Regions from separate parts of the Homo sapiens genome. Here region 1 is linked to region 2. The links are chromatin contacts, found by Hi-C or POLR2A ChIA-PET in ENCODE. All regions are on one chromosome and are shown on one strand. The core of a region is the stretch at or near the end of the contact, and the rest is flanking DNA. Distances in the headings are between cores, read along the strand shown.

The links. A loop is a pair of places that touch in the nucleus more often than their neighbours do. ChIA-PET counts read pairs that join two places held with the same protein, here RNA polymerase II (POLR2A). Pooled maps may share reads with other maps.
Region 1: a map of ascending aorta shows a loop between it and region 2 (4-fold over the local background). The contact joins two enhancer-like sites. A Hi-C loop is called at or near these places in 7 of 168 maps with a recorded cell type or tissue (aorta, ascending aorta, esophagus muscularis mucosa and 4 more) and 9 of 50 pooled maps. POLR2A ChIA-PET finds 5 or more read pairs at or near these places in 3 of 52 experiments (A673, HEK293 and MCF 10A).

What each region holds. Positions count from the first base shown.
Region 1 is chr12:116,318,337-116,321,632 of GRCh38, reverse strand. No RefSeq gene overlaps it. Among named protein-coding and RNA genes, the nearest start is that of MED13L, 42 kb to the right of the region's middle. Within about 2 kb of position 1,337, at least 18 of the 41 ENCODE cell types and tissues checked have a DNase peak (open chromatin) inside an H3K27ac peak, as active enhancers do; they include ascending aorta, heart right ventricle, mammary epithelial cell and 1 more, where a contact is called at or near this core.
Region 2 is chr12:116,433,091-116,436,336 of GRCh38, reverse strand. No RefSeq gene overlaps it. Among named protein-coding and RNA genes, the nearest start is that of MIR4472-2, 6.4 kb to the right of the region's middle. Within about 2 kb of position 1,501, at least 23 of the 41 ENCODE cell types and tissues checked have a DNase peak (open chromatin) inside an H3K27ac peak, as active enhancers do; they include ascending aorta, heart right ventricle, mammary epithelial cell and 1 more, where a contact is called at or near this core.

The DNA of each region.
Region 1 (3,296 bases), core at 88-2,587, 110 kb after region 2:
TGTTAGAAATGCAGAGTTGGCCAGGCATGGTGGCTCACGCCTATAATCCCAGCACTTTGGGAGGTCGAGGCGGGTGGATCATTTGAGGTCAGGAGTTCGAGACCAGCCTGGCCAACATGATGAAACCCCATCTCTACTAAAAATACAAAAATTAGCCGGGTGTGGTGGTGGGCACCTATAGTCCCAGCTACTGGGGAGGCTGAGGCAAGAGAATCACTTGAGCATGGGAGGCAGAGGTTGCTGAGCCAAGATTGCACCACTGCACTCCAGCCTGGGCAACTGATCGAGACTCTGTCTAAAAAAAAAAGAAGATGCTTTGTGTCTGGAGTTCAGCGAGCGAAGAGTGATCAGAACTGAGAATGGTGAGGCCAGCAGGACATGAGGGACTTTATTCTAGGAACAAGTGGGAACGGTTCTGCTGGGCTTGATCCCCAGCCCCTTATCTGGTGTGGCACAGGCAGGGATGCTATTTGTGACCATGGGACAGGGTGAGGCTGTTCTAAGCAGCTGAGAGAACTGGTCAGACCAGGGTCGGAATCCCATGAATGGTAATTGTCCCAGGTGACCCAAGTCTGCTGTGAGACAGAGCAAGAACAATGCTGATGGGGCCACATGGCTCCCCCACCCCTCTGACTTAAGGCTACAGAGTCATTATGTCAATATATTTTTGTACAGATTTTGTAGTTTATGACACATTCTGGCAACGTTTAGATGCAATTTCAATGAGCCAGAATGTAGTACTGTAAACCCAAAACTGGATATCCCTTAAAGCTGTTAGAATCTGGCAGGAGACCTGCTCCCAATTACAAGCACAGTTTCCAACTTCACTATTCCCATCCTCAAAGCACTGAAAACAAAATCCATTTTTAATGAGGGACTACCAAACACTTTGCATTCTATTAATGTCCCCTTTGGGCTTCCAAGCACCAGCATACCTTACACACAAGGACTGACCCCTCCTAACTGATTATCAGGGCAAGGGAGCTTCTGCAGGTTTCCCTCGCCAGCACAAATATGACGACTGAATGAATGGGCATTAAGTCATTCTGTTGTCATCTTCTTCAATGTCTATCAGCACATGGATGGCCTATGGGGCCGGGTGGGGATTCAGGTTCAAAAGAAGTCATTTGCTCACACAGACAGTATACATTCAGCTGCCTGTCTCCCTAGCATACGACTCATCTTACAAACCATCCATTATCCACTCGGCAACTGGCAAATGTGAACTTGGCCAATGTCGAAGCAGAACGATGAGATTCAAGTTAGAAGAAGTGGGAGAAAGTGGGAAAGTACAAAGAGGAACCAGACGGTTTTCCAACCTGTAAGAACATGTTGTATTTACCAGGCCCAGTACAAAAGCCAAACTCTGTTCCTGTTGTTTGTCTTCTGCTCGGGGGCCTGGGTTATGTTTGGTGCAAATAGGACAGTGCACCCCCTCACTTCCATCTGATGATTGGCGTATTGTTTAGAGACGATGAGGGGTAATCTTGTGCTCTGGAGGAAGTTGGCAAGAAAGTTTAATTCTATAAAAAGAAACGCGCGGTCAGGATTCGGTTTCCTATTCTGAGTCAAGGCAGAGAAGAGAGTCAGAAATTCCAACCCAGAGGGTCAGGACGGGCTCCAGGACCTCTTGAATCACATCTGAAACATGTTCCCCCTGCTCCTTTCTCCTCCCTGTTCTTACAACTGGCCAACTGGGATTATACAACTTGCACTAATTTTATCCCACATGCGGCTGTTTCTTATTAGGAGCCTGTACCTTTTTTTTTTTTTTCCCCTGTGCCGTGTCATCTCTCTTCAATCAGGTGAGTAACTCCACTTCTTAACAGGGAGATTCTGTTCATTTTCTTGGCTGGACTCAAGAAATGTGCACTTAACTTTTTCTTAAAGTGTGAACGTTCATGTTTTTAACCCCGTCATCTGCCTTTCTCTCGCCTAAGTCTTGCTTTCCCCATTCTGAAAAGCTCTACTCAACCAGCAACCAACGGAAAAGTGAACATTGGGTGTCAATCAACAGAATGATTTTGGTCGCCCAATACCCAACAACTGTTTCTAGAGGGTTTTGTTTTCTCCCCCACCAAACTGGTGCTTTTTTTTTTTTTTAACTGAATTCACCAGATGTTTTGGCAGTGGATAAAACCTGGCTTTCCTGTCTTCCAAGTGGATGAAATTGGATCCAAATCACAGCACGTTGCCTCCGCTTCACCAACCAAGTACTTAATGGTTGTTGAGAATAATGCAAAGATTGAGATCAATTTTTCTTTAGGCGTCGGGACTATCGGATCCAGGTGTTAGCATTTTCTGGCCTTCCGGGCCTTGCAGTGTTTCTAGGGAAACCCCAGATCCATGAGTACGAGTGGGTTTCCCTACTGTTACCTTTCTTCATCATTTCGATTTTTCTGGCTGTGTTTCAGAAACTGCAAAACCGCACCCCGAAACCCCTCTGTGGAGGGTGAAATGCAACAGTGGCACACGCACGATTCAATCACGTCTGGAGGAAAACTGCTATGCAATTCCTATTCCGTCTTTGCAACTCCAGGCCTCCCCGAGCCAGAGGGAGAAGCGGGACTCCTTCGTCGGCCTCCAGTCCCTCTCTCCCCCATGCCCTGTTTGGCTTAGCACAAGCCTGAGCGTGCCATGCCACCTCGCCAGACCTTGCCAAAATCCGTGAATGGCACAGAACGCACATTAAACAGATGGAATGCAACATACATGTAAAGAAATAAGAGCTTTGCCAGGAAAGTTGGCAGCGGCTCCAGAATGCTTTAAACAGTGTGGGGAGGGGGGGTAGGGAGAGGGAGCCCAGAGTCGGCGAGGCTGCCTCCTTCTCCAGAGCTGTTTCTTTTACAGCCATGACCTGTTTTGCCAGTCAAGATAAATACCGTTTTAAATGCCCCCTTTTACTGGCTCCTGGTACCTTGGCAATGCAGTCTGAAATATGACCTGCTCTCATTGGAAAAATGTCCTTTTAAGTGAGTGGAAAGGAGGTACTCCTTCTAACCAGTCAGTAGGAAGGTTGTGGATGGCGGAGCGCTCTGAACACAGACACACTCGGGAAGTAGATGGAACCGCCATGGAGTCAGTACTGCTCGTTTATAAGCCACTGCCTTTAGAAAGTTCGTCGTAGACACAGAGTCACGACTGGGGAGCGCGGAGCTCAATGTCTAGGCTTTTCTGGCACCTTTGGCTTCAGCAGGAACAGTGAAAGGGCAGCCCAGGACGGCTGGCTATTTCACAAGGCACCTCGGAACAGCCACGCCTTTCCTTCAGAAGAAGAAAAAGAACGGTGCTAACCA
Region 2 (3,246 bases), core at 252-2,751:
ACTCGCCCTGCATTAGTAGCAGCTAACATGAATTGAGCACTTACTGTATGCCTGTGGCTGTAGAGCTCAGGGGTTGGGAACACTGACTCTGGACCCAGACTCCTGAGTCAGATTCCACCTCTGCCTCTTATTAAATTACCCAGTCTCTCTGTGCCTCAGTTTCCTCATCTGTAAAATGGGAGCAATACTAATAAAGAGTGTAGACCCGTGTCTGGCCTGCAATGTCTGCTACAGAAGCATTCACTGTTAGTGAATTTACATGTATGGACTCAGCTGATCCCCACAGGAGTCTAAGAGGTTGATGCTATTTATTATTATTATTATTATTATTATTATTATTATTATTAAGACAGAGTCTCACTCTGTTGCCCAGGCTGGAGTGCAGTAGTGCAATCTTGGCTCACTGCAACCTCTGCTTCCCGGGTTCTAAGCGATTGTCCTGCCTCAGGCTCCCAAGTAACTGGGATTACCGGTGCGTGCCACCACACCTGGCTAATTTTGTATTTATAGTAGAGATGGGGTTTCACCATGTTGGCCAGGCTAGTCTCGAACCCCTGATCTCAGGTGATCCATCTGCCTCAGCCTCCCAAAGTGCTGGGATTATGGGCGTGAGCCACTGCATCTGGCCAGTGGATGCTATTATTATACCTGTTACCAGGTAGGGAAACCAGGCATATGTTACATTGGGTAATTTAACCTTAGTCATTCAGAGGTGAGGCGTGGATTTGAACCTAAATCCTCCCACAGCTGGGAGGGCCCTCGTGCTACCCCTGGCTCCGAGTCAGTGTTCACTAAATGCAGATGGAATTGCAGAATTGGTTTTGTTTTAGGCCGGGCACAGTGGCTCACGCCTGTAATCCCAGCACTTTGGGAGGCCGAGGCGGGCGGATCAGGAGGTCAGGAGATCGAGACCATCCTGGCTAACATAGTGAAACCCTGTCTCTCCTAAAACTACAAAAAAATTAGCTGGGCGTGTTGGCAGGCACCTGTAGTCCCAGCTACTCGGGAGGCTGAGGCAGGAGAATGGCGTGAACCCGGGAGGTGGAGTTTGCAGTGAGCCAAGATCGCGCTACTGCACTCCAGTGTGGGTGACAGAGCGATACTCCGTCTCAAAAAAAAAACCAAAAAAAAAAAAAAAACAGAATTGGTTTTGTTTCTTTTTACAAATCTACTTTATGCCGGGCACTTTCCTATCGCTTCATTCGCGATAGGAATGTTTATTTTTTTCCATTTTACACATGTGTGTTTTTTTTTTCCATTTTACACATGGGGGTATTTGTTTTTGTGTGTTTGTTTTTTTCCATTTTACACATGGGGGTATTAAGCTCCGCCCTAGGAGAAGCCTTTAGACCAATGCTGCCCAGCCTGGAAGTGGTGAATCGGAGACTGCCCTCCTGACTCGCTTGGATTCCAAACCCCTGGCTCTTTCCAGCCCAGCCCACGCCCCTCCGGAAGCTCTGCCCAGAAACGTGCATGGTTGGCATTGCTGAGCTTGCGAGTCCTGCATGGCCCAAATCCCATGAAAGCTGCCTGCACTGCATTAGAAGTGCAGCAAGGATGGAAGTGAGAGGTAAAATGTACATTTCAGCACAAAAGCTTGGAGAGACTTCATGATGCCCCTAGGGCCGTAGGGATCCTCTCCTCTCTCCCTGCCCCAGGCAGACAAAATAGCTAAACCACCCAGGAAGTGTCCTGACAGAAGATCTGCTCACCCATCATCTCTGTTATCCTGTGCTCTGTGGCCTCTGAACAGGAACCCCCAAAATTCAGATGAGCAAGGAAGGCAAAGGTGTCACTGAGGGCTTGGCAAAGTGCTTGCAGGGATGTCCCGAGAAGGCTTTTTCCTGACAGCCTCCTCAGAAGAATATGTGTGGATTCTTATTGCGAAACCCCCAAAGCTCAGCCCCGCCTTCAGAGACTCCGGGAATGAGCTGTGGGTGGAGGGGTGAGTTTAGCGGTGGCAGCTGATCCTTTCCAGATGCCGGGCTCCAGGCCTTGCGGGCAGCCAGGCTGGTCAGTGGCTCCTTGTCACATGCGTGCCACCAGAGGCAGAGGGACAGGGGAAAGGGGCAAGAGTCTGCTCTGAGCCAGGGACTTCCAGGAAGAGCCTGAATAGTCCTGCCCCAGGCGGCTGGTTCTTTCCTCTTAGTGAGCAGCCATGCACACATGATGATTTGCTTTCCTTTTTTTTTTTAATTAACTTCTTACTTTATGCATTTATTTATTTATTTTTCAGACAGGGTCTTGCTCTGTCGCCCAGGCTGGCACCCAGTGGTGTGATCTCTGCTCACCGCAGCCTTGAATTCCTGAGCTCAAGTCATCCTCCTACCTCAGCCTCCCAAGTAGCTGGGACTATAGGCGCACGCCACCGCAGCCAGATAATTTTTTTTACTTTTTAGTAGAGATGGGGGTCTCGCTATGTTTCCCAGGCTAGTCACAAACCCCTGGCCTTAAGCGATCCTCCCATTTTGGCCTCCCAAAGCACTGGGATTACAAGTGTAAGCCGCTGTGCCCAACCCAATTTACTTTTTATTGAAATATAATTTCAGACTTAGGAAAAAGTTGCAAGAACAATACAAAGAATTCCCATGTACCTGTCACCCAGATTTCCCAAATGTTACCACATTACCACTTTGCTGTATCCTTCCCCCACCCCCCACCCCTGTCTCTGTAGATACAGCTATAAAGAGGAGAAAAATGCTTGTTTTCTCAGACATCACACCTCTGTGAAATACTTCACTCTGAATTTCCTAAAAACAAGCAACATTGTCTTACAAAACCACAATACAATGATCAAACGTAGGGAATGAACACTGACACAGCGTTATTGTCTCATCTGAAAACTTTCTCCAGGTCTCCCCATTTGTACTGATGATGTCCTTTGTCACCAAAGGAAGCTCCAGATGTCATATGGCATTTCGTTGTCCTCTCTTTTGCTTTCTTTAGTCTGAAGCAGTTCCTGTGTCTTTTTATATCTTTCATAACACTGACATTTTTCAAGAGCACACGTCAGAGATTTTATTGAACATCCCTCAATTTGGGTTTATCAGCTGTTTCTTCATGGTTAGATTCAGGTTACGCACTTTCATTCACAGTGCATCCTATCAGCTGGCACATACTGCCAATTTGCCTCATTCTGGGGATGCTAACTTTGATCACCAGGTTGAGACTGTATTCTTTTAAGCTAAACACAAAACAAAACAAAACAAAAACAGAGAAGCGGCTGGGAGCAGTGGCTCACGCCTG